2 separate regions of the Homo sapiens genome follow, and region 1 is linked to region 2. The links are chromatin loops, found by intact Hi-C in ENCODE. Cell type or tissue: PC-9. All regions are shown on one strand. Links, peaks and the distances in the headings refer to the core of each region. The heading gives the core; the rest is flanking DNA.

Region 1 (10,835 bases), core at 1,627-9,626, 160 kb after region 2:
GACAAGGCCAACTGGCCAACCAAGAGCTCTTGTCTTCCAAAAAAAGGATCTAAGAAGATCATCATAACTGCCTGGCATTCTTGCTTCCATTCTCTCCTCCATGTGCTCTGAGACATTGCTGATCAATCTTAGTACTCTCTCCCTCTACACGTGGATTTGGCCTCAGGACTATTTTCAACCCAGTAGCCCAAGCGGTCGCTACCATCAGCTTTGGCAAACACATTTAACTCTAATTGACCTCCCTTGTCTGGTCCTTACCAAGTTTTTGGAGTCAAACATACCTACTCAGAAACAAAAAAGATATGCTAGCAGTGATACTATATCACAAAGATTAAGCTCGAAACACAGCCACCTACTTCAGTGTGGTAGACGTTTCCACTCCACACTCATCCCTTCCTTAAACTGTGTCCACATAGCACCTAATAGTTCATACAAGAATAGGCAATTCCCACTTTCTTACCAACTGATATTCCTGAAAACCACATAATAAGTGGCTTGCTTTTTCTTTTTTTTTTCTTTTTTTTTTTTTTTTTGAGACGTCTCCCTCTATTGCCCAGGCTGGAGTTCAGTGGCACAATCTCAGCTCACTGCAACCTCTGCCTCCTGGGTTCAAGGGATTCTCCTGCCTCAGCCTCCCAAGTAGCTGGGACTACAGGCGCGCACCACCACGCCTCACTAGTTTTTTTTTGTTTGTTTTTGTTTTTTGTTTTGCTTTGTTTTCTTTTTTTGTATTTTTAGTAGAGACGAGGTTTCACCATATTGGCCAGGGTAGTCTCAAACTCCTGACCTCGTGATCTGCCCACCTCATCCTCCCAAAGTGCTGGGATTACGTGTTGTATTTTCTTATAATAACAATAGGATAATTGGATGTTTTGTTTCTGATTAAGAAGTTGGGAGCAAATAAATCACAAAGGTGATCAGCAGTATGTCACACCAGCAAACTTACACACTGACAGCCCCTTAGGATTAATTAAAGCATGAAACATTAAAGTCCCTTCAATTGGCCTAATCCATATATACAGTGGCCTAAACTATATATGTGGATTAGTCAGGGTAGTGCTCACATGCCATATAAGAGTGCCCAACTCTTCTGAACCACCAGTTTAGCCCATCTAAAATGAATCCAGGAACTTCAGCAAATGGTCATTAACTATTTAATTTAAAAGAATTCGATGCGCCTTCTTAAGAATGAAGAAAGCTTTGGGGGATAATTTAGATGATCCAGGCTTCTTTGGAGAAGAAAAGAGGTTGCCAAGAAATATCTGAACTATGGCTTTCTCTTTGACTTAAAGAGACAAACATTGGCCAATGTTCCTTGAAGACTGCTCTGTGCCAGGCATTGTGCCGAGGGCTCCAACAAAGAAAACCATCCAAACTCGCTCCACGGACCTCAGAGCTGCATTTGGTGGGACCATGCTTTCCAAAACAGCTGCTGCATTGTTTAAATATTGGAGAAGCTCACTACAGAGTTTAACTGCATCTTGAATGTCACATTTGTTTATGTTTTTCTCTCTCTTTGATATATATTTTAATGTCTTTGCTAATTTTCCTTAATTTACTTTAGTCATTGGAAATATTCCTTCCAAGGGCCTGGAATCTAGAGGTGCTTCTGTCAGTGCTTCTCAGCCCCGATTGTACATTAGAATCACCTGGGGGTGCTTTAAAGCTCCTGATGCCAGGTGGCACTCCACACTAGTTAAATCGGTGCCTTGCGGGTGGGACCCAGACACTGGTAATTTTTAAAGCTCCCCAGGTACTTCCAATGTGCCAGGTTGAACACCATTGCCAGACTCTCTTCCTTAAGTAGAGGCAGGCAGGCGCCCCTCCTGGCTGCTCAGTAAACACTTGTCATGCCAGAAGCAAACCTCTCAGTGCTATTCTATTGAGTCAGCTCAGATCTCTAGGAAGAGCAGCCGTTTTTCCCAACTAAAAGTGATTCTAGTTCCCAGATCAGCTAATATGGAAATCAGGTAACAAAAGAAAAGCCTTCGTGGATGTTGCCTATTCTTGACTTCAAAAACCGCCACACTCCGTTTGGGCTCCATTTTCTCAGCACTTGATGAAATGAGAGACTGCCTGGAAAACAAGCACTTCACCCACATCGAGGTATCACTTTCAAGGTCTCAGAAAGAAAGTCTGGAATGAGTGTTAGTCCAAATTCCATTCCAGATTCCCTTATGTGTTCATTTCTAGGGCTGCCATAACAAAGTACCACAAACTTGGTGCCTGAAAATAATCGAAATCTATTCTGTTCTGAAATCTATTCACTTCTGGAGGCTGGAAGTCCAAAATCAAGGTGTCAGCAGGGCCATGCTGCCTCTGAAGTCTCTAGGGGAGAATCCTTTCCCTGGCTCTTCCCAGCTTCTGGTGGTGGCCATGGATCCTTGTCTCCCCTGGGCTTGTAGCTGCATCACTCCAATCCCTGCCTGTGTGTTATCACATGGCCTTTTCCCCTGTGTCTCTCTCTCCTTATAGGGACACCAAGCTTTTCATTTAGGGTCTATCTACCCTAATCCTATATCACCTCATCTTCACTTGATTGCATATGTAAAGGCCCTATTTCCAAGGAAGGTCACATTCACAGCTTCCAGGAGGATATTGATCTTGTGGGGTTATATTCAAACCGGTACACCTCATAAACCACCTGTAGGGATTCTTGATCTCCATCCCTAGGAGGCAGACAATGGAGACATTTGTACCAGTCTATCTGCAAATCTATTTAGATCCTTAATCCTTCTCTAGAATACCAGAAAGAAAGCCACCTGCCCACAGTCAAAAGAAAATGACGTAGCTAATTAGGTTGTCGTTTTTAATGTTTTTAAGACCAACAGAGATGAAAAAGACACTATCCTTGTGGGTTTTTTTCAGATTTGATTCCACATTTTTAACAGTAAGCCCATTTTATGCCTGTTTAGAAACAGCAAACATAGTATTTAAAGTGTAATCAGCCAGGCGGGGTGGCTCACACACTTTGAGAGGCCAAGGCAGGCAGATCCACTTGAGGCCAGGAGTTCGAGACTAGCCTGAACAACATGGTGAAACCTCATCTTTACTACAACTACAAAAATTAGCTGGATATGTTAGTGCGCACCTGTGGTCCCAGCTACTCCGAGGCTGAGGCAGGAGAATCACTTGAACCCGGGAGGCAGAGGTTGCAGTGAGCCGAGATTACACCACTGCACTCCAGCCTGGGAGACAGAGCAAGACTCCATCTCTAAATAAATAAATAAATAAATGTAATCAACTAATGTTTTTCTCCTAAAGAAGCTTGATAGATTATCACACACACACACACACACACACACACACACACAACTGAAAACTCCTTTTATTTTTCCAATTTAGCATTGTAACTTAACGTTGTAACTACTAATTTAGATGGTCCCAGGAAGCACAAAAAGGAGCCCAGGCTGATGGTCAAATTCTGTAGTAATTCCTATGAGATGATCATTTAACACCAGTCACTCTTACTTCTTCACAACTTTCTTGTACAAAATCCAAGATAGGTTTTAGGCAGAGCTATTGCTTGTGTTACTCTTCAGACCCAGGCCCTAGGTGTATTTGCAAAATTAAACCATGTTAGGCTTTGAGGAACAAGAAGAGGCATTTTTTAAAACTTCCCCAGTCCCTGGGGTCCCTGGGCTGACCTAGAGGTCTGGGTTGGGAAATTAACTATTCCCATTTCCATTTCTTCCCGTCATTTAAGCTGTTTCCTTGGAATGTCACAGCCCATCTGTGCTTCCTTCTGTGAAATGAGGCCTGTGACCATTGGCTGTGTACCATTAGGGGAGCTAGAGGAGCAGCCAGGAGATGTGAACTCATTCTCGCCCTCAAGTCACATTGACTCTGCACCTAGAAAGGCAGCAGGCAGTAGTAGCAGATCAGGGGTGGAAGGCAACAAAGAGCTGAAAACAAAGCTGTCCCTCTGGAGTTGTACTGCCTAGGTTCAAATCTTAGATTCATTCTGGAGAGACAAGATAGAAACTTCTCTAAGCCTGTTTGCTCATCTGTAAAATGAGGTTAACAGTGCCTGCTGCTTGGAGTTACGCAGAAGTACTGCGATAGTGAAGGTAGCAAGTGCCTGGCACATAGCAGGCATTCAGTAAGGCTAGGCCTCATTAACAGGAGTTCCCGCTCTGCTGAACGTTCATGGCTGCCTGGATCAGAGTCTTAAGAAGCCATGTTCAGGCTTAATGGGAAGGAATGTCCTGATAGATTACTGATGTCTGCCCTGGGTGGTTTTACTGGAGTCACGTATTTGCCAATTCTGCAGGCACCATATTGAACTCATATTTTTCTTCCCAAGACCCCTTCCAAGCCCCTTGTATGGTAGACACACCTTTGTATGGTAGACATGCCTGATAGCAATAACTTCTTAAGCATACACAGAGAATGGCTCTGTATGGCAGATACACTTGAATATGTGTTCAGAGTTCTGAGTGTGGCCAACCCAGAGAGTCATTCCTTACCTATGAGGAACATCTGAGCCCCCAGCCATCCAATCGAAGGTGGACCATACAGGGGACTGAAGCTCTTTGTTTTGGGTTAAATGGAGGTTGCCAGGTGGAGGTCATTAAGGGGAGCATATGAGGTAAAAATGTTGTGTTAACTGCACGCTTTCTGGAGGCTGTGGCAGTTCTGTTCAGCCTGCCGCCACTGCACCATCCTTGTGTGTAATTCCCCCTAATAAAACCATGTGTCTCATTCGCTGGTTCTGGGTCTCTTTTTTGGCTTGTCAAGCCTGGTGCTGTCCCTGTTGACATTAACAGGGGTCCAGTATAACAGTATCCCCTTTTGTAAATCCTTGCTCTGAAACTCACCACACCGATGTGTCACGCTGAAGTGAAAACCTAGTTGGTCCAAAGCTGAACAACTAGAGGCAGGATGCTAGAGAGGAGAGAGCCACAGCTAGTCCCAGCTTCTCCGACAACTCAGCCACGACCCCGAGCAGAAGCCAGCCCCTCTCTGACCCTCAGATCCCTTATCCATAAAACAGCAATGATCACCTCAACTATGGGTGTTGTGAAGCTCAAATGGTGTAAGACATCAGAACATGCTATATAAAAAGTTGTTTTGCAGGAGTAGGGAAGCAAAGAATGAAATTGTACCAACCCATCAAAAGTTTAACCAAATATCAAAATATATATAGTCAGTTATACTCAATTTGTCAGTATCTTCCCCAAATTTCAGCCAAACTTCCTTGGTACTTCTGTTTCCCCTTTCTGTCTAAGATGCCTCTATTCCCATCCTGGGATGAGTATTCAACTGGAAATGAGCCTCTGCTTTACCTTTTATAACCAGTTCTTAGCCAGAGGCTTGTGGAAACTTCCAGGGTGTCACCACCTTATTTAACTAGAAGTAAGACTTTAGCCATGCTGCTCATTGAAAGCTAAATGCTGTTGAGATAAGTATGTGGCTCCAGACCCAACCTCCTAGCCTAGGCCTCTAGACAAGTGTGAACCAAAGCCAAGAGTTCCAAGCACTGCCCCTCCCGCCACACCATTTTCAATTGCTGTGACCACAGCTGTGTGATTTGGGGTAAGTCTCTTCCGCTCTTTAGGCTCCAGATCCTCCATTAGCCTGGAGTCTGTACCTGGAATAGGGAGAAGCAGCCCAAGAGAGTCCGAGCCTCAGAGGCTTGCTGTGTCATGCACAACGGGGGAGCCCACTGAGCCAGGAGGAGCCGCAGAGAGGAGGACGTGGCTAAGGTGGAAGATTCCAGAGGGACCCTCGAGCCTGCAGTGCCTTCAAGGACCACACGCCAGGGCCTGCTCAAAATCTTTAGCCACACTCAGCATCAATGTCTTAGGAGACACAAGCCCAAAATAAATAGGAAATATCCCTTAAATACAAATTCTTCACAGTCTAAGATGATGGCTTTATGTAGCTGGGTTTAATTTGGGCTGTTTATTTCAGATCTGTGGTAAGAGTGAGCTCCACAGGCAGGAGGGCAACTAGGTCCCAGGACAAGCAGATCAGAAGCACATATGGGCCCTGGGAGGAAAAGCCATTTCACCCTTTGAGACAGCCTGGAGGTTATTTCTGTTCTGCCTACCACACAAGTTATCCAAGGTAAAATTAGGGAAGAACTTTGTGAAAAACATGCAAATTATTAAATGTTTTCTTTTTAAACGTTTTCTCTTACTTTTTTAATAGAGACAGAGTCTCATTACGTTAGCCAGGCTGGTCTTGAACTCCTGGCCTTAAGCAATCCTCCTGCCTGAGTTCCCAAAGTGCTGGGATTACAGGCGTGAGCCACTGCACCGGGCGGTGGCTTGGGAAAGAATTTGAGAAACCGAAAAAATGAAGGTGTGATAGCTCCTTCCCATTGTTAGGATGGTGGGGGAGCTCCTCAGGAGCCCAAGAGGAAAGTCTGGTGTTTACAGATCAGAATCTTAGTACAGACAGTAGGCTCACCTAATGCGATAGAAGGTAAAGAAAGTACTATGCCTAGACCACCCCAGGCAGATTGAATGAATCACATTTCCTGAGTCTGCGGCTTGGAGAAGAGGTGTTGTTGTTGTTGGTGGTGTTGTTTTGAGCTCCTAGGAGATTCTGAGTTTCTGCAAGATTGAGAACCACTCTTGGAGAATCTTATCCAGAGCTGGAGGCTGGCACTCAGGCTTTTCTGCAGGAATCTGAGAGAGGTAACTTGGGAAAGAACGGCTGGGAGTGAAGGAAGGAGGAGGAAGGGTAGCTTGGTGAGAAGAAAGAGACAACCAGAATCTGAAAGGCCTGCAATGCTGAGTGCCAAATCTGACCCTAGGGAAAGGTAAATCAATGCTTTGTGTCTGTGCTAGGCAAACTCAGTCTGCCAGTTCTCATGCAGACAGCGCGCTTGGAACTGTGACAAATGATACATTATGCAACCATGACATCATACCAACCTGGTGAGGCAGGTATGGATGCCCCATGTACCAGAGGAAGAGAGGGAGATCTAGCGAGGTGACATGATTTGCCTAAAGTCATCCGGGTACTTGCTGCATGAGCTGAGATTCCAGAGCAGGTCCCCTGCCTCCAGGACTAGACAGGAGCACTGGTGAGGAGGAGGCTCAGTCTGGATTTTCTTGGAATGTTGACATAGAACTGAACTGGACACGTTGTTATTAAGAATAAAAAGGACGAGACCAGGCAGATTAATAAGCGCATATGACCAGGACAGTGGAGACTTCCATGAATTATCTGAGCACTTAGTAAAGCCTGAGGAAGTAAAATAAAATCAGGATCTCCAGGCCCCAAAGCTTCCTCCATCCCTTCGTGGGAGGTGAGCATGAACTTGTGCTGTTCTTACATCAGCCCTGGAGTACAAAGGCTGGAGCCACCCAGGGAGGTACTTAGGGCAGGCAGCACACCTCAGAACAAGATGGTCCAGCACCAAAGCCTTGCTGCTGAGACTTTCAATTCCCAGCAGACCGCAGGTCTAAGAAGTACAGCCAGAAAAAGAAGGGAAAGAGGCATCGCATGTTGTGGTTAGCAGGGCTGGGCACACGCACCCCACAAGTCAGCTCTGGTGCCCAGGTGCCCTCCACGCCCCATGTCACCATGTCCAGATTCACACCAGAAGGGCCCACCAGCCCACTCCTCCCCTGTGTCTTCTCCGCCCGTCTCATGCACTTTCTGAGTTGGTGTCCTACTTTCCATTTTTTAACTTTATTTATTTTTTATTATGGAATATTCCAAGAATGCAGAGTCTAGGGAATTACATGTACCCACCACCAGACTTTGTCAAGTCTTAACATTCTTTTCCATATTCGCTTCACATATTTTTTTTAAGACACAAACCTCACAGATACCATTGAACTCTCCATGGACCACTCCCTCGTTTCATTTCCCTCCCTCTATGCCCAGAGGCAACCGCTCTCGGGAATTCCACGTTGATTATTCTCATACATGACTTTTTACTTTTACCACATATGTGGATATCCATAAATAATCAATGGTATTCGAGCACATGTTTAACTTAATAGAATCATTGTAAATAATATTAACATAGTATAAGCTAATATAATATTAATAAATTATAAACTAATATAATATTAATAAATTATAATATCTTGTATAATAATAAATAGATAACATGAAATATAATAGCAAATAAATATAATATTAATATTAATGGAATCAAACTGTTATTTGCTGTTTTTTTGCTCAATACTTTTGACGTGGGATTCCTCCATGCTAATGGGAGTTCATTTATTTTGGTGTTGTTTCCAATTTTTCACTGTTACAAAGAAATGCCATAATGAATATTCATGCACATGTATGGGTCTGCCCAGGTTACATATCTGGGAGTGGAATTTCTGGGTTGTGGGGAATGCATAGCCTCAGCCTTATGACCCATTTTCTTTTCAGCCACTTTGCCTATTCTTTGCTATCACAGGGATTTCCCCAGATCTAGGATGGAATCAGAAAATGCTACCCACTTCAGAGGTTTTACCCTGGGCATGTTAAAAACCAATTTTTTTAAGAGGAAAGAAAAACAATGTAACCTGTTGAAATGGGAGTTGATAATCGCAGGCACTCAACGCATGCACGAGAGCCCACACTGAGTTGGGCTCTGTGTCTGCTTGTGAGCACGAGCCAGGGATCCTGGCCCAGATCTGCTCAAGGAGCCAAGGAAATCAAACTGCTGAGCCTGAAGCCTAGACCTAACCCCCGAGTGACCCGCCAGCTTCGTTTTGGGGCCCAACCTAAAATAGGCAACTGCCCTATCTTTTTTTCCCCTTTTTAAAATATTTAATGTCATTTTCCCTGATTATCAAAGTAATATGTTCTCCTTATACAAATTTTAGGGCTAGGCACAGTGGCTCACACCTGTAATCCCAGCGCTTTGGGAGGCTGAGGCAAGCTGATTGCTTGAGGTCAGGAGTTCGAGACCAGCCTGACCAACATGGTGAAACCCCATCTCTACTAAAAATACAAAAATTAGCCAGGCATGGTGGCGAGCGCCTGTAATCCCAGCTACTCTGGAGGCTGAGGCAGGATAATTGCTTGAACCCAGGAGGCAGAGGTTGCAGTGAGCCAAGATCGCACCACTGCACTCCAGCCTGGGCAACAGAGTGAGACTCTGTCTCAAAAAAAAAAACAAAAACAAAATTTAGAAAGTTCATACAAATATTTTTTAAATTATGTTAATCACCTTAAGTAGCACTACTCAGAGACATCCACTATGAACATTTTAGCCTATTTCTTGCCAGTCTTTTTTCTTAGTGTTTTTTCCTTAAATATGTAATCTACTGTATCCTGATATTTTACCCTAATATATATATTTTTTTCCATACTACTAAAAACACTATAAACATAATTTTAATAAATTGGGATCACTTTCACTTCATTTTCTATTATCTACTTATTCCTATATATTGGACATTCAGGTCATTCCTAATTTTTATTTTATTTATTTATTTATTTTTGAGACAGGGTCTCTCTCTGTCACCCAGGCTGGAGTGCAGTGGCACGATCTCCTCTCACTGCAGCCTCGACCTCCCTGGGCTCAGATGATCCTCCCACCTCAGCCTCCCAAGTAGCTGGGACTACAGGTGCACACCACCACACCTGGCTGATTTTTGTATTTCTTGTAAACATGGAGTTTCGCCATGTTGCCCAGGCTGGCCTAATTTTTATTTTTACAGTTAAACTGTAGCAGATATATTTGGGCATAAATCTCTGATGGCCTTTCAGTTCCCTAAGAGAGGATCCTCAAAGTGTAATTATTAGAAGGGCAAAAGACATTTTTAAAGCTTTTGATACTATTACTAAACATGGTTTCTAGAAAGAGGACCATGTTACAGGCCCACCAACAAAGTGTACAGAATATGCCTAGCCTGTCTCCCTCTACCTGTCAGCCAAACATGATGTCTCTACACTGGGGCTCAGATGTGGGAAGGGAACCTTTAAATAGCCAGCGTGCCCAGCCACAGAATGTCACGTTTGGTGGAGAAGAATGTCTGGCATCCTCCCAAGCTGTGTGTATTAAGTTGCTTCCTTCCATGAGAACTAAGAAGACAGCAAAATGGATGAATCATACCGTGGGAAAGTCAGACTCTAAATCCAGGTCCCTTATAGTAAAGACAGTTGAAATAGGCCACTGGGCTGGGCGCCGTGGCTCATGCCTATAATCCTAGCACTTTGGGAGGCTGAGGCGGGTGGATTGTCTGAGCCCAGGAGTTTGAGACCAGCCTGGGCAACAAGGTGAAACCCCGTCTCTATTAAAATACAAAGAAAATTGGCCGAGCATGGCAGCATGCATCTGTAGTCCCAGCTACTTGGGAGGCTGAGGCAGGAGAATTGCTAGAACCCATCTCAAAAACAAAAAAGACACAAAACCTAAAGAGCTGTTGGTCGTGTTTTCTACAGCCCAGAGAAAGCCATTCTGCCATGAGGTTTAAGAGTACAAGAGGCAGACAGAAAAACATATGGAAAATGGAGAATCCAGATGTATTTCATGGCCTCGTTCTAGTTGTTCTGGGCACCTAATTCCCTCCGCACCTTTGTGGAGTTTGGACAATCTGTGAGTGCTTCTCCAAATGTGGTCTGTGGACCAGTTCCCTTTCCCAAATGATGAGTTACTAGTTCATAGTGAGGTCAGTTCAGAAACTGAGTGCTTAGTCACTTTTAGAACAATTGCTGGGATATCAAGTGAAATTTTGTCTTTCAAGTAATTCGTATTTGATTTACCAAAGTCTTGATCTACAATGGATTTGAATAATAACATTAACACTAAAAACTTGGTCCTTCAGCACAGAGAGTTTGAGAAACACTTCTGTGAGACACTCCTGCAGGACTACTGCATATGGTGTTATAGGCAGTGTACGGTGCAACTTTAGGAGGTGCAA
Region 2 (10,835 bases), core at 1,618-9,617:
AGACCGGATGGAAGGCGGGGAAAGAGGCTTGGCAAGTAGCTTGATGTGGCCAGGGCAGAGGGGGATGCCTGGGGTTAAGAGGTGGGGAGGGGTCCGCAGAATCAAGAGATGCAGCTGAAGGAGCAGGTAGAAGCCGGACTAAGAAGGACCTTGTGTGTGCGCTGGGGGATTTGGTCTTCATAGGCTCTGCAGTAGCACTGCTCAACGCTTTCTGGCCTCTGTGCCCTACCCTAGTTCTGTTTAGGAATGACTGGGTCTGCAGCAGGCAGGTTCGAGATAGAAAAGTGCAGGCTCACAAACCCCTGGGAGGAAGTGTGCTGGGCTTCGGGTAGCGTGTAGAGGAGAAAATGGAGTAGGGTTGGCTCTGGAAGGAGAAGGAGGCTGTGTCCCTCTGGCTGGCATGTTTCCCAGTCTCCTTCAGGGTTCCTCTGGAAAGTTCTCGTGATTCTTACCAAGTATCTGCCTTCAGCGAAGTCGCTTATGAATATTAAAATACACACGCAGACACACGCTCATACTCATGCACACACACAAGTGCGTACACACACGCACAAAGCAAAGGGAAGCAATTAGTTTACTGGTTTCTTCCAAGAGTTTTCATGTGGAACTGTAGGAAAATACTACTGAGGAGGCTAGAAGGGAAAATTAACCAGTAAATAGACAAAAGCAAGGAAGTCAGATCTCGTCTCCTCAGAGGCGTGTTTCAAATTCTGGCTTTTTAGAAGATTTTCTTCTCCCCTCTGATGGAGACAACAGAAACGGAAGGGCAAATGCCGGCTGTCACTAGCCACTTGGGTTTTTCTGGGATTTGGGCCACCTGGGTTCTGTCAAGGTGAGGCACGTCTTCAGCAGCTGTGAAAGCCCTTGAATTTCCTGAGTTAGTAAGTGGGTCAGAGGGAGGCAGCTGAGCTCCACCACTTCCCACACACCCCAGCTTCCCTGCATCCCCCAAGCCCCCAGCCAGGTGGGAAGGGAGCCGGAAAGGCATGGAAACAGCTGGTTCTACTCTGCACAGTGCTCCCAGGTTGACCGGCCCTCACTCTCCCAGCTGCTGAAGCTGCCCGACCACCGTGGGGCCATCAGGCTAAAGAGTGGAGGGGAGAGCTGGGGTCCTGGCAATACCAGCCCCTTTGTCTTGGCCTCCAGCATCTGTGGCTGGAAACAGAGCTCAAGAGGTGATTCAGTCCATCCTGGCTGCCAGAGGATGTGGTCATGGGGTGCGGGAGGGGACCATGGCAAAGCACTGGGATTCCGCCCTTTAGGGGGGCTGGCCAGCAGGGGCAGGAGGCCAAGGTCCTTGGCCCAGGGCAGGCCCACTTGTCTCGGGTTATTTCTGAGTTCTCATCTAAAGCCAACGTTATTCCTAGAATGTCTAAAATGAGATGCAGATAGAAAGAAGAAAAGAAGAAAACGGGTCTGGCCTGGTGTGACCAGATGCCTCGCACGTGTCAGTCCCTGAGGATTCAAAGACGAGTAAGATGCATCTGTGTAAGAGCTCCAAACATTTGTGGACACCGGCTAGTCCTCTCACCATGGCCCGGGGAGGGAGGGGAGGCAGCTCTCTAACCCACGCGTGAATAGTTGAGGCTGCTCCAGTCCCCGCAGCCTGGTGTTCCTCATATCTCATCTGTACCCCTCCCTGAATAACCAAAGAACTGAAGATTTCCCATGTCACCGGAGTCCAAGGATAGGATCGAAGAGTTCACCATAATGCTTAGGTTTCCCCGGCACGCTCCGCTCTTCTCTCAAAAACCAGAAAGGCGCCAGATGTGAGTGTTGCACCGACACATGGCCCGCACATGCCTTCGCAAGCCTTTGTTGAAGTCGCCTGCATAGTGAGTAGATTTGTCATTGTTATGCTAGGGAGCTTTCCATTTTCTCTGCACAAGAGCTGTGTCAAGTTCCACTCTGGGTCATGGTGCCCCAGACCCAGCCAATAAATGAACAAATCCTGTGCCGTGGCAGCTCAGCCAATGAAGGAAAAAATTCTGAGCTTAAAGATCGTTGGATCTAGCATGTTTGTTGCCTTAATAAGGGTCTGAGACCCAGGAGACTGGTGCTGTACCCTGCTACATGTGTGCAGTGTGGCTCAGGGTGGCACTGAGGATATGCCTGGCACCTCCCGACAGGTTCACATGTCTCAGCTTGGGGAGTGACAGTGTTTGGGCTGGAGGCTGGGTTAGTCGCCAACTGAAAACACCATTTAATAAGGTTGGCTTTCCACTTCTTTGAGGAGTTGAGTTTGTTGGTAACTTTCATCCCTATGCATACAAAGACAAGATTGGCCAAGTTATAGGTCTTAGGGAGTAAGTATCATGTAGGCCTTGTCAGTGGCCAATGGTAACCAAAAAGGTAATGTGGTTAATGGTTGTATTAATGGACATATATGGTCCACAGTGAGGGAGGCACAATCCACTGTTCTGGACATAACCTTTTAGAGACACGGACTGAGGGGAGAGCCACAAGAGAGAAACCAGGGTCAAACAGGTCTGAATGAGGAGCTTGTCAAACGAGCAAGAACTGAGGGATCTGGGGAGGTGGGGATTGGAAAGGACTTGGGAAGCAGGAGTAGCAGACGTGCCCTCTTCACATTTCTGATCCTTGGAAAAGTAGTTAGGTGTGTTCTACATGGTCCCAGGGATTAAAACTCAGATCTAGGAGGAAGGGACAGAGAAGTGGCATTTAGCTCCTGGAGTTTAAATAGATGACTGTGAGGTTCTCTCTGCCCCAGAGAGCCATTCCCAGGTTTCCTGGTCAGTTTCCTGGTGCTGAGTGTCCTTTGGCATTTTCCCGCCCAGAGTGGGAGTCACCAGGCAGTCTCCATCCAGTGTGGCACCTTCACCTCGCAGGTCCCCAGAGCACTGCCATCTTCACACAATGCTCCACAGTTGGTATCAGTGCTCAGCGATTGAGTTCAGCTGGAGGAGTTTCCGGATGTCCAAAAGCATGTTCCGGCCCTGTGTCCTGGGTGCCCTGCCTCAGCCTCATGTGTGGGCGGAGTCATGGGGAAAGTGCGCTGGAGGAGAGGGCGGGAGGAGTTGTGGGTTCCGGGCCTGATTCCCCACTGCTCATCTTGGGATCTCCAATGAGGCTCATGTTCCTCATGCACACTATGGTCCCGAGAGGGGAGCAATTCTTGGTTTCTTGGGGCTTCCATCTCCCCCCACCATGGCAACTGGTCTTAATCAATCAAAAAATATCAGATCCTAGGACACTTATCACCAGCAATAGTAGACAAGGGTTTTGCAATGATTTTAATTGATTCGATTCAACCTGTTGGGTCTGTGAGAAGTTACAGAACCAGCCTCATGAAATTTGCAGTAGCAACGGCAGGTCAGGGGTTGAGAGTTCCCCATCAAAATACTCTGGGGCTTTCCTCTGAAAATGACAACATGATCCCCTCGAGGCCGGATGAATCTGTGCTTAGTGACACCTTCTCCTGGGGAGACTCAGTTGCAAAGCAGGGTCTAGTTCTTTGAAACCAAATGATCTTGTCAAGCCCAGCTCAGCCCACCTGAGACCAGGAGGAGAAGAGTTTCTTCTTCCCCAGAGACTAGCCCGAACGGCTGCTCTACTAAACACACAGCTTCCTGCAGCAAAACCAAGCCCCAGACTCTGTGAGTCTAAGGAGCTCACTTTCCATGAAAACACAGCCTCACATACCATATAATTAGAAGCCCTCATCCCCAGGATAGTCTCTGAGATGTGTCCTCATGTGCACGCATGCCTGAAGAACCAATAAACACATTCAAGTTCTGTACATACAGGTGTTTTACAACCTGGGATGTGGTTCTTAAGAAACAATAAAATAGATGCAGGGCTTTCAAAGCCCAGATTTTCTTTTTCTTTTTCTTACTCATATATTTTCTGAGATGAAGTCTCACTCTGTCGCCCATGCTGGAGTGCAGTGGCGCAATCTCATCTCACTGCAACCTCCGCCTTCCAAGTTCAAGCAATTCACCTGCCTCAGGCTCCAGAGTAGCTGGGATTACAGATGCCCACCACCACACCTGGCTAATTTTTATATTTTTAGTAGAGATGGGGTTTCTCCATGTTGGCCAGGCTGGTCTCGACCTCCTGACCTCAAGTGATCCCCTGCCTCAGCCTCCCAAAGAGCTCGGATTACAGGCGTGAGCCACCACGCCCAGCCCCAGATGTGATTTTTTTTTTTTCTTGAGATAGGGTCTCACTCTGTTGCCCGGGCTACAGTGAAATGATGCAATCACAGCTCATGGCAGCCTCGACCTCCTGGGCTCAAGCAATCCTTTCACCTCAGCCTCCCGAGTAGCTGGGATCGAAAGCGCCACCACCACGCCCAGATAATTTTTTGTATTTTTAGTAGAGACAGGGTTTCACCATGTTGGCCAGGCTGGTCTTGAACTCCTGACCTCAAGTGACCCACCTGCCTTGGCCTCCCGATGTGTAGGGATTTCAGGCACGAGCTACCGCACCAGGCCAAATTTTCTTTTTAAATATCTGATTTTCATTTACCTTGCCCACTGTCCAAAAAATGACCTTCTTGATTCTCTTCTACTCTTCTTGCTTCTCCCTCCCCCACTCCCCACCAGCTGATTACACCACCCCAGTGTGTCCTTCTGCTGCCCCCTCCCTCAAAGATCCAATATTTGGCGGAGGCTAGTCTCTTGCATAGGCACGGAAATATAATTAAAAGTATGCTGAGGCCACCAGTGATTATCGAGATGACCTTAGACAGGCAGTGAACTTCTCAGTACTGGAGTTTCATCGTCTGGAAACTGCATGATAATAGTACCCATCTCTCGGGGGTGTAAGGAGTAAATGGGACAATAGAGTAAGAAGATAGTTCTGGCACCTAGTAAATGTTCGATAGAATGCTAACTGAGCTGTGGTTGCTGAGATTTTTTGGACTCCAAATATCTCCTGACCAGTTCATCAGCAAAGCCCATTAGAGATTCTGTCCTTGGATTTACTGAGGAATTACTCCTTGTTAAATTAAATACACTAACAGCCCTTTTTAGTTTGGTTTATTCATGTTTACCAGAAAACTAATCATACAGGAATGTGGCAAGAGCCCAGAGGGATTCTCTTTTTGTGTCTGTGGAATGGGAACCTCACCGGGCTGTTTCAGGGATCAAATTACACGTGGCCTGTGATTGTCAGAGGTAAAAGACAGAGCAGATTTAAGGGTTGCTGCTGCTTCCCTACTGGAAGGTGAGTGCCTGCCCTCTCTTCTCTCTCAGCTTCCCCTTCCCTCTTCCCACAGGACTCCAGCAGAAGAGGCAGGGAGCCTGGTATCAGAGTCCATGGCACGGGTGCGCGGGGCCAGGATTATTGGGGAGAACATTCTGGGGTACCTCTTCTTTCTCTGCCCGAGTCATCACCAAGGACAGTCAGGCATGGCTTGAGAAAGTAGAGCCCACTCTGGGCCCCACACCCTCTCCATCTTGCTCCATCCTTCCTTTCCCTTGTTCACAGCTTGCTCCCGCTGTCTCCCGTTTCTGTCTGTCAAGCTCAGAGTGGTGATGCAGAGCACAGGGCCTGGACAATGAGAGCCCTGTGTCCTCGCTCTCTGCCGCTCCCTCCTTCCCTGCCTGCCTTCCTCCCTCCTACACACAGTCATCCCACGTAATGGACACCCACTCCCTGCCAGGTGCCAGATGGGTGCCAGTGACATGCTGATGTCCTGGACAGATGTGATTCCACCCCCACACAGTTCAATCACCCGATATGAGCTGTGTGACCTTGGGTGAGTCCGTGGCTCTCTGTGTCTGCTTCCTTCTTTCCAGGCCTTTCTCTGACACTGAGGCCTTCTCTGGTCTGTGATTTGTGGTTAAGCCAACGCCTAAATGCCACAGAGGCGAGGCTGCAATTCTAGCTGCAGCCCAAGGACAATCAGATTCAATGCCTGTTCCTCCCACGTGACTGTAAAACACCACTTCCCCAAGCCTAATTTATTCATTTTCTATTTTAAAAACCATAACCAAAATCAAGCCCCAAATATTTGCCTAATGGCCATGTCATTGACTGGCCAAAGCATTGAGCTGCCCACCAGTCAGCAGCGGAACCGGCTCCTCCCTCACTGTGGAAACCAGCCCCACAGCAAAGTCTGACCTGCCCAGGCCCTGCCGGCCCCGCCCGGGACTAGAACAGTGAGTGGGGTGGCCCAGGGTTTCTCCCCGGGGCAGTGTCCTCAGCAGGAGCCCGGCGCTAAGCTGTCTGTCTTAGCAGAGTGAGACTGCCTTCTGCAGACGGCGTGCTCACACAGGCAGCCTCCCTGGCAGCATCCTGGCTGGCCTCCTGTGAGTCAGAACAACTGTGATCACTCCAGGAGGCCCATCTGGAACGGCTTAGGTGCTGGGAGGGGTCTTCTGGGCTGGTCTTGAACCTGTGTTTGCATAGCAAACACACTGCTTTCATTTATATTGTATGTTATAAATCAATACAAATAGCAATCTTCCATAAAATGCAGGTATTCATACTTTACACAAGAATGTGAGAACAGAGTGTCCCCATGGAAGATGATTACGCTGACACTGTGTTGGGTGCCTTGGGGTGGAGATTTGGGCAGTAATTCTAAAGGTCTCCCTCCTGAATGAGCCATCAGAAGCAGCCCCTGGGAGGGACCCTGTGTGGCACCACTCTGAGCTTTAGTTTCTTTATCTGGAAAACTGCAATCAAAGTCCCTGTTTGCACACAACTTTTTAGAATCAAATCAAACAAGCGAACAGGTATAAAGCTTTTCATGAGGTGTGAAGTTCTCATACACGAGGAGAGTGTCTTTGTTGTTTTTATTGCAATCTGGTTACCCAAAGGGAACCAACACGGTAAAGCAGGTTTGCCACAAATTCCTCTTGGAAGCTTCTTCCAGTTTCTCCCATTCCCCACCCTCTCCTGCGGAGTCTGAGGATGGTACCTGGCAGCCTGTGTGAGTTGACTCAGCAGCACACGCCCGCTCAGTTCATGACCTCAGATGTCCCTCAGAATCTGCTGCGCTAAATCCAGTTTGTTCCAACTCCTCTTTGGACAAGAATGTGAGTTTGCACTTGTGCCATGAATTAGGTGATAAAAGGGGGCTGGGCAGGACTGAGTCTTAGTATAGCTCTGGGCTATGATTCTGGCCACAGAGTTCAAGCTTCATTGTTCCCAGGAACCTAGGGGCTCAGGACTTCAGAAATCCTCAGCAATGGCTGCAGTGTCTGCAGTGACAGCCAGTGCACGTCCCTCGCCTGCAGCAACATGAAACACACACAGGCCTCGGCCTCCTCAGTCCTGTTCCTGATGCCCGGCTTACCTACCTGAGACCCGGTCCAGGAGTGTCTAAGGACACCCAGTGCTTCTGGGCTGGGCTGGGGCCTAGAGCGACTCCAGTCACCCCTTTCATTTTATAGGTGGAAACCAGATGCCCAGAATGAGAAGGGACTCACCTGGGTCACGGATGAGTTTGTGGTTGTGAGAATATTAACTGCCAGGCTCAGCTGGGTTAAATGGTGTCCTCGGAATTACCCGGTACCTGTGAATGTAGCCTTATTTGGACATAGGGTCTTTGCAGATGTCATTAACAAGTCAAGGTCGTACTGGATTACTGTAGGCTCTGAATTTAATGACTGGTGTCCTTGTAAGAAGGCCACGTGAAGACAGACACACTGAAGGTAGAAGGCTGTGTGACAACAGAGGCAAAGACTGCAGTGATGCAGCCGCAAGCCAAGGAATGCAGGGAACCAACGATCACCAGCAGCAGTGAGAGGCAAGGGAGGGTTCCTCCTTAGAGCCTTCCCAGGGAGCAGGGCCCGGCCACAACTCCAGACTTCTGGCCTCTAGAAGTGTGAGAGAAGGAATTTCTCTTGTTTTAAGCCACGCAGTTTGTGTACTTTGTTACGAGAACCCTGGGAACCGAATACACAGGCCAAGGCCCTCTCTGCTGTTTCCTGGAGCAGCAGTGACAGGGATGCGACTCACCTCATGGAGTGCCACGCTGAGCCTGAGCTAAGCAGCTGACATACATCATCTCAAGTAATCCTCCTGAGAAGCGCAGGAAACGATTATTATTATCCCACAGCAGCTCCCAAGGCAGGGTGCTTTTTTCAAACTGTAATTTTGAATAGTAATATAGTCATATATTTATATTTTATAAAAATATGAAAGCTCCCAAAGGGTGAGACACACAGTGAAAGGTCTCTCTCACTCCACCCCATCCCCTGCTAGCCGGTTCCCTCCTCTGGGGGAGCCATTGTCACCAGAGTCTTGCAGAGTCTTCCAGAGCTGTTCCATAAGCAAACCTGCAAATAAGCTAAAATATCCTCCCGCTTCCAAACACACAACTTTTGAAAACACAAATGTGATATATACTATACAGACGGTTCCTCGACTCATTTTCACTGTTGGTGTGTCTTGGAGCTTCTGTCCTCGTCTCAGCAACACTGGACTTAGATGGGCATCCTGACTTCTTGAAATGCTCCTTTCTGGAGCCACCCCCTCCTTGCTTTCCTTTCACCCTATCAGTTGCTCCTCTGTAGGACCCTGGGCTGATACCCCCTCCCCTCCCCTCCCCTCCTCTCCCTTCCCCTCCCCTCCTCTCCCTTCCCCTCCCCTCCCCTTTCCTTCCCCTCCCTCAGTGTTGGCAAGCCCTGGGCTTACCTTGCTTTCTCCTCACCTCTCCCTGTACTCTTTCTCGCATATCAGGAGGTCACAGCCATCTCCACTCACTGACTCAAACCAGACCTACACACTCCCCCATCTTCATTCTGTCCTGAGTCCTGGGGCTTCTCGCCCCACGGGGGCCATTTGACTCAACTGCCTTCTTCTCCCCATCTCCAGCGCCAGCACCACGACCCACTGGGGTCCTGCAATAGGCTTCTGGCTGGTCTCACATCCATTCTTAACCTGCACACCACCTCGCAAGTCCATCTTTGCCAGCAGCCACGTGATCATCTCAACCCCTCGGTGGCCGCCCCCTGCCTGTAGGATAAATCCAGACTCCCTTCCCGGCTTCCCAGCCCTGCAGGACGCACCTCCTACCTCTCCCTCCAGCCTCACCTGAAGCCATTCTCCCCTTGTGTCACTGGCCTCTCAGTGTCCCGAGTTCACCGAGCTCTGCTCCCTGCACCTGGCAAGACTTCCCCTGGTTAGCTGCTCTTCCTTTGAGGCTCAGCTTAAGTGTGTCACCTTTTGGTGAGACCACCTTCCTGACTCTCCTGTTATTTTCCATCTCAGTCTATGGTTTGTTTTCCTCATGACACTATGGCTGAGATTGTGGTTATGTGACAGAGTGTTTGCGGTTTGACTCTACCCTTCATATAAACTCCATGACGGCGAGGACCATGTCCATCTCAGTTGCCATTGTATCCCTAGAGCCCAGCACCCTGCCGGACACATAGTAGGTCTTTCAATAAAGGTCCATTGAATGAATAAGCAAATCTCCATTTTACAGATGGAGGACCTGAGGGTGACAGTGGTCGAATCACTTACCCAAGGTCACACGGCAAGTAGAGCCAAGACTTGACACCAGGCAGCCTGATTCTAGAGATGGAGTTTATATGAGATAAGTTGCAAGAGAGGGATGAATTGTTATTGTGTACATTTGAACTTTCCCTACCTACAGAGAAGGAACAGAATCCCATGCTCTTATTACAGTAGGAACCAGACCTCTCTGAAGACTTATCGTCCCTCTTAGTGCGTCTGATCTAAAGACCAAGGAACTGGGATGTTACCCTTGGAGTAATTTGGTGCCTGCTTAAACCTTCTGCATCTGCGATGAATAAGAGAGACTTTTTCAGGATTGTTGGTTAGGAGGCAAAAAGTTCAATTTGTCTTGCAGAAATGTTGAGCCTTTTAAATGTTCAGCTCCTTCCTTCTCACTGGATAAAGTTCACCCTTTATTAAACAGTGTGACTACAATAGGGAGCCCTTGAAGGTAAGGGAGCAGGGGCTGGGAAAACTGGGGCTGCACTTTACAGCAGTCCCTTCAGCTACAACTACAGGAAGGGGTGACTTGTTGCCGCCATGTCTCTGGCGGGGGTGGGGGGTGGCAGACCAGGGAGGCATTTCTCTCCAGCCCAGCTGACGGGAAGCGCATTGTGTGCTAGGAAGCACGTGTTCTTCCTTCCTTTCTTCCTTGTGCTTGTGTAGAGAATTTTCATAACTTATCCTCTTTCCATTAAGATCCCAGAAGTGGGAGGGGACCCAGTAGTGTGGAGGAGGTAGGGGAAGATAGCGGTTCCTACACCCTTTTTGGTTTCCTTTGAAAACTTTGAAATACGAAATACACACAGTAAGCCACACCTCTAATAAATGTCCTGGATTAGATTATTGCTGAGCAAATGTTTACATGGGGAGGAGCTTGAGAGGCGCGTATTTCCCCACTCCACTGATGTCGGGCTTGGTCCTGCGACTTGCCTTGGCCACTGGAATGTGGCAGCAGTCAGAGGACACTAGCTCCAAGCTGAGACCCGAAGAAGCCTGTGTGTTTCCATTTCCCTATCTTGGGCTCCTGCCTTTCACCCTTTGAGACCATGCCTTGGATGGCTGCCAGTTAAAGGAGATTGAGACATGTGGAGAAGCCTGCCCTCAACACAGCCAAGCCCAACTTTGAACAACTGAACACAAACCAGTCGGCAAGAAATAAATGCTTATTGTCTGCCACTGGGTTTGGGGATGGTTTGGTATGGCAACAGCTAATTGATACAGTAAGTGTACAGCTCAGTAAATTGTCATAAACAAATGCACCTTTGCAGCCAGCACATAGCTCACACAGAGCATCAGCAGCACCTGAGGAGACCAACCTCCCTGTACCCTGTTCCAGTTGCTACACCCTCCCTAGGTAAGCACTGACCTGACTTCTGATAGAAGAGTTCTGTCCC

Evidence for each region. Peaks named below come from ENCODE experiments on the same cell type or tissue, not always from the same donor. Only the 100,000 strongest peaks of a DNase experiment are listed, where the experiment ranks them.
Region 1: a loop joins it to region 2, with 12 times the contacts of the local background. A loop is called at or near these places in 2 of 110 quality-filtered maps.

What each region holds. Positions count from the first base shown.
Region 1 is chr3:194,711,235-194,722,069 of GRCh38, reverse strand. All of the region lies in intron 1 of LINC01968 (long intergenic non-protein coding RNA 1968), which reads right to left. All of the region lies in intron 2 of LOC105374292 (a long non-coding RNA gene), which reads right to left. Among named protein-coding and RNA genes, the nearest start is that of LINC01968, 8.2 kb to the right of the region's middle. In PC-9, for the core only: no CTCF peak of the experiment used is centred there; DNase peaks (open chromatin) are centred at 6,439 and 6,859; H3K4me3 peaks cover 612 bases; H3K27ac peaks cover 3,144 bases.
Region 2 is chr3:194,867,036-194,877,870 of GRCh38, reverse strand. No RefSeq gene overlaps it. Among named protein-coding and RNA genes, the nearest start is that of LINC01972, 100 kb to the right of the region's middle. In PC-9, for the core only: CTCF peaks have their summits at 6,147, 6,413 and 8,178; DNase peaks (open chromatin) are centred at 5,060, 6,230, 6,940, 7,870 and 1 weaker place; H3K4me3 peaks cover 1,817 bases; H3K27ac peaks cover 4,272 bases.